Regions from separate parts of the Homo sapiens genome. Here region 2 is linked to region 1. Evidence: chromatin contacts called from ENCODE Hi-C or POLR2A ChIA-PET data. All regions are on one chromosome and are shown on one strand. Each heading gives the region's core, a stretch centred on a gene start or an enhancer-like site at or near the end of the contact. The rest is flanking DNA. Distances are from core to core; before and after follow the strand shown. Region 1 holds the start of MRPL33 (mitochondrial ribosomal protein L33). Region 2 overlaps RBKS (ribokinase).

Evidence for each region. Hi-C counts contacts between places; a loop is a spot of excess contacts on that map. ChIA-PET counts read pairs that join two places held with the same protein, here RNA polymerase II (POLR2A).
Region 2: POLR2A ChIA-PET joins it to region 1 with 13 read pairs in activated CD8-positive, alpha-beta memory T cell. The contact joins the enhancer-like site here to the promoter of MRPL33 in region 1. A Hi-C loop is called at or near these places in 1 of 168 maps with a recorded cell type or tissue (posterior vena cava). POLR2A ChIA-PET finds 5 or more read pairs at or near these places in 6 of 52 experiments (HCT116, HEK293, MCF 10A and 3 more).

What each region holds. Positions count from the first base shown.
Region 1 is chr2:27,769,553-27,773,202 of GRCh38, forward strand. MRPL33 (mitochondrial ribosomal protein L33) reads left to right here and starts at 2,167. Exons shown (of 4, transcript NM_004891.4): 1 at 2,167-2,247; 2 at 3,122-3,140. The coding sequence starts at 2,226. RefSeq lists enhancers at 1,809-1,928, 2,162-2,978, 2,219-2,348.
Region 2 is chr2:27,858,142-27,861,739 of GRCh38, forward strand. RBKS (ribokinase) reads right to left here. Exons shown (of 8, transcript NM_022128.3): 2 at 298-430. Among named protein-coding and RNA genes, the nearest start is that of RBKS, 30 kb to the right of the region's middle. Within about 2 kb of position 2,195, at least 2 of the 41 ENCODE cell types and tissues checked have a DNase peak (open chromatin) inside an H3K27ac peak, as active enhancers do.

The DNA.
Region 1 (3,650 bases), core at 917-3,416:
ACACCCGGCTAATTTTTTTTTTTTTTTTTTTTTGTATTTTTAGTAGAGATGGGGTTTCACCATGTTAGCCAGGATGGTCTCAATTTCCTGACCTCGTGATTCACCTGCCTCGGCCTCCCAAAGTGCTGGGATTACAGGTGTGAGCCACCGCGCCCGGCCAGTTGTGTTATTTTTTAGTAGAGATGGGGTTTCGCCATGTTGGCCAGGCTGGTCTCAAACTCCTGACCTCAGGTGATCTACCCTCGTCGGCCTCCCAAAATACTGGGATTGCAGGAGTGACCCACTGCACCTGGCTCTTTTCAAAAGCAAGCTTATACATTCTCCTGGATCCTGAAACTATTGACAATACTTAAAGTTAGTTTTTTTTTTTTTGCTATTTAAACATAAATATTGACATTTGTATGGTGCCTCTCACCTCAGATTCATTCATTCAATAGATATTTAATAGATGTAGCAGGCATTGTTGTAGGAACCAGGGATACAGCAGTGAGGGAATAAGCTGAAGTTCTTTTTTTTAATTAAAAAAATTTTTTTAGAGACAGGGTTTTGCTGTTGCCCAGCATTCTGGTAGCCAAAGACAATAGGGAAATCAACAAGTACACAAGTAATACTATTAATGGCAATAAGTGCTGTAGGAAAACATAAAGAAGAGTAAGGAGAATAGAGTTGGGGGCAGGGGCATGGAGTTTAAGAACTGCTATTTGGCTGGGCTAAAGTTAAAGTGACTTTCTAAGGGACAGAACAAGGACTAGAAATCATGTTCCTTGGCTTCCAGTCTTGTGTTTTCTTATAAATCCTCTAAAGGAAATATAAGAAACCTTATCCTCTTGAACATCTGAAGCTCTTTTTTGCCAATGCAAGGTAAGGAAGGATTTCGGCACCTGGAAGGTACTCAGTAGCTGGAGTCCGGTTATGGGAAGATAAATATCAAGAATGATTAGAAGGAAAAAAAGTATTATAGGTACTAAGGAGAAGGACGGTCTTAATTTAAAAAATTGAATTGTATTGTATGGAGAGCTGATTTTTTTCCTCCTCATCTTCTTTGTGATGGCACAGAGAGCTGAATTTTCTTTAAAACAGTTTTATTACTTTTTTTTTTTTTTTTTTTTGAGACGGAGTCTCACTTTGTCGCCCAGGCTGGAGTGCAGTGGCGCTATCTCGGCTCACTGCAACCTCCGCCTCCCGGGTTCAGCTAATTTTTGTATTTTTAGTACAGGCGGGATTCCGCGACGTTGGCCAGGCTGGTCTCAAACTCGTGACCTCAAGTGATCTGCCTGCCTCAGCCTCCCAAAGGGCTGGGATTACAGGCGTGAGCCATGCGATTAAATCTTATTTCACATCTGTAAGACTTCATATGTAGATACAAATCACGGATTAGGAAAAAAATCCAAAAGTCCTGATTATTAGTTGCGAAATGAGGTTACTGACGAGGTCCTTGGTGTTAGAGGAGCCCAGGTTCCTTACAGAGCCATGAAAAATTAATGATTGCAAACTGGTAGGTCCCAATGTCTACTGGGAAAGGCATGAGTCTTTGGAGTCAGATAAAATCTAGGTTTAAATTCTTACTCTGCCACCTGGTAGTTCTGTGATATTAGGCACGTGATGTGAATGCTCTCAATCTGTTATTTGGCTTCTATGTCAGGAACTGTGCTAGGTGTTTGGATACAGAAGTTTGAGATGCAAAGGGTCCTGCCCTCCTAGAGATTGGGATAACTAAGGAAAGGTGGGGTTCTTAATGCCGAAGGGACTCAGAAGAGTGAGAGTAAGGCTTAACCAGGCGGAGAGGGAGTTGGGTCGGGGGAGGCAACATTTTAAGAAAATATGCGAGGGGCTGATACGCTGGAGCGGCCGAAGTACAATACACAGTTGTTCTTGTGGGTCTAATGCAGGTGGTTGCGATTATTTCGTGAAACAAATATGGAAAGCACCTAACGCTGAAAGCACTTGACCCAGAAATAGGAGTCAGGGCCGGGGCGCGAACCCTGAGCTGTAAATCCCTTTCCAGAATGATGAGGATTCCAACCTCCAGCACGACAAAAGCAAAACACACTCGCTCTGAGAAACCGAGGAACGAGCCAGACGACTGGAGGCAGGTTCCAGGCGGGGGGCGTGGCCTCGGGCGACTGCCGGATGTCCTCTTCCAGAACCGGGCCGTGCCCCGGAAGCAGTTGTTGTTGGTTGGGGGCCTTTTGGCCGGTGACGGAGACTGCCCAGGTGTGGTCACCATGTTCCTCTCCGCGGTCTTCTGTAAGTGGGGCTGGAGACGCCGGTAGGGGTTACGGCGAGGGTTAGGGGGCCGTGACAGGCAGGGCCCCGGAATGATGCGGGGAAGGATGTGCGAACAGGACGGGAAGCTGCAGCTGCGTACTTTTCCAGGCCTTCAGGACCACAGCGTCCGGCATGCCCCGCGGCGCGCCTCCCTGCGCGGACCTGTGGGTGCCTGAGAAGGGGTCTGCGGTGTCTGGATTCAATTGCCGTCCTCACGGACCGTTGAGTCTGGCTGTGGGGCGTTTTTCTCCAGCCCGTGTTAGGAGAATCTTTGTCCGAAGGACCTCAGAATTTGCAGCCCACCTATTTCGAACTCTAAAAATAAGGAAACCGCTCCCGAGAGGGGCAATGAATTGCCTGAGTAATGCGGCAGGGCAGTTAAAGAAGTCCTCGGGCTCCCGAGTCAGTGCTCTTCTTTACCCTTGGCTGACTTCCCAGTTAGATTTAGTATCTGGTTTTCACCACATGTGATGGTTGTTGTAATTTGCAAAGGTTAAACTTGTCAAACAAGAAGCTTGCTGCAGCGCGAATACTTGCACCTTAGAAGAGGGAAAAAATGGAGCAGGTATTACTTTAGAAAGATTTAAAAGGTAGCCAGTCCAACAGTCATGAAATTATGCAAAATATTAAATCTAGAATTGTGTTGGTCTGATTGGATCTTTTAACCTTCCTTCTATAAAATCCTAAGGGGATCCCTAATAGATAGGGAATAGTTACTTGAGTGACACCTCATGGCATATTTCATAAGTTAAATATTTTTGGTTATTACTGATATTTATATGAACTTTGCATAAGAAAGAGAATACATTTATATTTTTATTTTCTTTTCCAACCCTTCCTGTCTACAAAAAAGTTGCCAAGAGCAAGTCAAAGTAAGTAAAGATTTTTCCTTTTTTAAACGTCACTTGTTTATGTTGGATTTGTTAGTCTAGCTGCTCCCAGTACATCCTTATATGAAATTAAGCATTGGGCCTTGATTTCCTAAGAGTTGGTTTGTGGATTACTTAGTTGATTATTTTTTCTTTATGAACTCTTTCAAAAATATTTTCCCTCCTGCTGAACTGAGCTACTTCTGTGAGCATTGAAATACTTGAAGGAACCTTTGCTGCTTTTCTAGTCCCAGGATTTGTGAGCTCACTGTCTGTTTCTAAACAAACCATTGGGCTGTGCTGTATTTGGACTACCACCATATTTCCATTTCCTCAAATCGAGGACCAGGGGCCATGTGTCTGGAGCTCACTACGGGAATCCAGAAGAACAAACTCTGCTTTGATTAAATCATAGTCTGTTTTAATGAGTTTTGTAATCCTTTGCATTCATGGTATAAGCATTTCAAAAATAGCCAAGATTAAAGATTCCATGCTGTACCAGAGAGACTAGAA
Region 2 (3,598 bases), core at 945-3,444, 89 kb after region 1:
AATGTCCCGAATAGATAAATCCATAGAGATAGAATGAAGACTGGTGGTTCCCAGGGCTTTAAAGGGAAGACAGAATGAGGAGGAACTGCTTAAGGGGTAAGGGATTTTGTTTTGGAATGATGGTAAAGTTCTGGAACAAGACAGAAGTGGTGGTTGAATGTATTAAATGCCACTCTATGTATTACATGCCACTGAACTGTTCACTCTAAAATGGTTGAAAAAATTAAAAACAATGAACTCCAGTCTTAAAACCAGATTCTTACCTCTAGAGTCCTCTCCACTATACTTTGTACTTACCTTACACACCATGGACGTCATTGCTCCAAGCCGAGCAGCTTGGACACACTGGTTGGCACCTTTCCCTCCAAAGCCAATAAAAAACTTATGTCCATGGATGGTTTCTCCAGTTTTTGGCAAACGAGAAGTAAGACTATTGTAATTTAAAAAGAGAAGAAAAAAGCATATTGGTAACTGTAATCAATTTAAGTTCTTTAGAAGAGAGGGAAGGCTATATGGTAGAGCTCTAAATAGTCTTAACAATTAGAACTATAAGCAGAAGCAACGAAGATTATCTCTTCCTTTAGGATGACATTTAGTAGTTTGCATCATTATCAAGAATGAGTCTCCTTGACAGAATTCCTCTCTCTCTCCTAGAGACCACTACTGTGGCTAGTGTTGTACTGCATCAGGGTTATTCATGAATACTTTTCCTTCATATTCTCTTTCTTAATGCCAGCACAGAACTTTATTCACAGTGGGATTTAATAAATGGGATGAAATTAATGTATATTTCTATATGGGTTTATCTGGTCACTTTAACAAGAAGCAGGAAGTGTTAAACCAAGAAGCAGGAAGTGTTAAACCAGACCAGGATTCTGATAATCAAGTACAGGACCTAAGGAGAAGAGGGAAGTTACAATTCCAGGTGCTAAAGAATCTTTTTTGTTTACTAAGGGGTAGAGTAAGAGTGGGGTGTTCAGAGAGCAGGATCAGGTTTTAGTCTTAGTCCATCCTGCATACCACATCATTTCACGTGCTCACTCAAAAAGGGTGTCTATTTTAAAAAAGGAACACTAAAGAGCTAAGTTATTTTTAAATTTTTATTATGGAAGATTACAAACCTATAAAAGTAGAGAAAACAGCATACTGGCTTCCCTTTCCCTCATTCACCTATCATCCAGATTTAATAATTTAATACTTATTGTTTCATAGCCAATCTTGTTTGAGTCAATACCTTCATCAGCTTCTCTAAGAGGTAAGAATTTTTACCATAATGCTATTATTGCCTAATGATGATAGTATTAAGTGAGGCAAAAAGAATAAAAGGTTTGATCCAGGGTAAGATTTTTATATTTCATATTATTAAAGATGGAAGGTGTGAGGAAATAAAATATTTGAAGGATGGAAGGAAATGATTGACTTTAAAATGAAAGAGGCATTCTGGGGAGTTCTAGGGCAAGTGAAGAAGATGGGCTCAGGTGGCACGAACACTGGCTAGCTGGCCACAGAGAAGTGGGCCAAGGGCCAGAGGGAGCAGATAAAAAGAGGGTAGGTGTGACCAAAAAAGGTTAACTAGCTTTAGATAGGAAAGAAAGGTAAAGAGGTAAGTTCACAATGGTAAGGCCACTGAGAACCTACACTGCTTTTACAGGTTAGAAATTTATATTAATTTTCCACATAGGTTGTGATCTATCTGAAGTCAGTATCTTATATTAGAACAGAGCAATGACAAGTCCTAACAGCCAGTTTGCAACGGGATGACATATAACTGATGCTAAGAACACACGATTGCTTCAATAAAGACCAAGCTCAACCTGTTAACCTCCTTTATATAGCTCTAAAAGTGTCAATAAATTGAGCTGAACTACTCCATTCCCTTGCAGTACACTGTCAAATATGGTTGAGATTCAAAAGAGCCTCATCAATAATTTGAAAACATCCCACTCCTCCCCTTTAAATTCTATTTTTATCTTGGATTCTAAATGCATTTATAGTACTGATGAAAAAAAATATACATCTAGAAGGTTCACTTCTGAAAAAGGTACTCAATCAAGAGAAAAATGGTTTTAATGTAATGTTATTATCCTGTCATTTAATTTAGCAATGACAAGTGATGATGAGATTTTGATTTGCATTAGAAATCTTAAACATCTTAGGATTCTGTTATGAACAGGCAATGATGAGTAATCTGTGTGATTGAGTAACTATGTGAATTCTTGGCTTACTGATGCTGCTACAAACAACACTCAGAGCAACCTGAAAAAGAAAAAATATACCATGTGGCTAAAAACAGGCCAAATAACTTGATTAGTAAGACTGTCACTAAAGAAACTTATGATTTCCACTACATCTATACTTAGATCTGGGTTACAATTCACTGGTTTGAATCAAGTGTAATTTTTATTACTAACTGTGAGAATTCATTTAAAAATCACCAGATTATTACTGGGATGTATATATATATGTGGGGGAAGGGCAAAATCATGGGTACAGTAGGTGTGTTTGATGTGGGAGCAGATGGCTGGGATTTAAACTCATTTCTAAACAACTTCTATTAACACAAGCATTGTATTAATTCAGTGATCACTGAAATTCTTCACTCTTTTGGTATTTTACTAATTTCTCCTCTTTTTCTTCTGCATCCTTCCCCTACTCTTGTCTCTTTCTTCCCTTAACTGTAGACTTTCCCTGCATGAGGACAGGGACCAAGTCTGTCATGTTCTCCATTTTATGCAATGTGTCTGTCACTTGACACGAGGTTAACAGATATTTGCTGATTGAACAGATTTTTGTAAGAGTCTCCCTTTGTCTCTGTCTCTGTCTCTCTTTCTCTCTTTTTTTTTTTAAACAGAGTCTCTCTCTGTCACCAAGGCTGGAGTACAGTGGCACGATCTCGGCTCACTGCAACCTCCACCTCCTTGATTCAAGTGATTCTCCTGCCTCAGCCTCCCAAGTAGCTGGGATTACAGGGGTGCGCCACCAGGCAAGGCTAATTTTTGTATTTTTGGTAGAGAGGGGGTTTCATCATGTTGGCCAGGCTGGTCTCGAACTTTTGGCCTTAAGTGATCCGCCTGCCTTAGCCTCCCAAAGTGCTGGGGTTACAGGCATGAGCCACCGCGCCCAGCCTCCCTTTGTCTCTTTTCTGTGTCTCCCCCGTATAGCATCTATTCCTGTTCTGAAATGAGGATGTGGAGGTGTTGATTAGGGAAGCAGGGGGAGACTGGCAGGGATGACTGGGCAACTGTCCGACAATAACAACTCCATATTTTACCAGATCTTGCCCACTGCACTCCCAGTATCAGCAGCATTCCTCTTCCACAAGCAAGAACTGTAACTAGAAGTCATATATTCCTTCATTCATGCACTAATTCAACAAATGTTCATCACTGTGTCCTGATGTATCTCCTACAAGGCAAAATCAACTTGTTGACAATGGCATTAAACCTAACCCTGATGCAAGTAATACACGAGTGAAGAAAATAATTCACGGAATAAGGAGATTAGTATGTTCCATTTCTTTTTGGGGGGGGGGTGGAGTCTCACTTTGTCTCCCAGGCTGGAATGCAGTGGTGTTATCTCGGCTCACTGTTACCTCTGC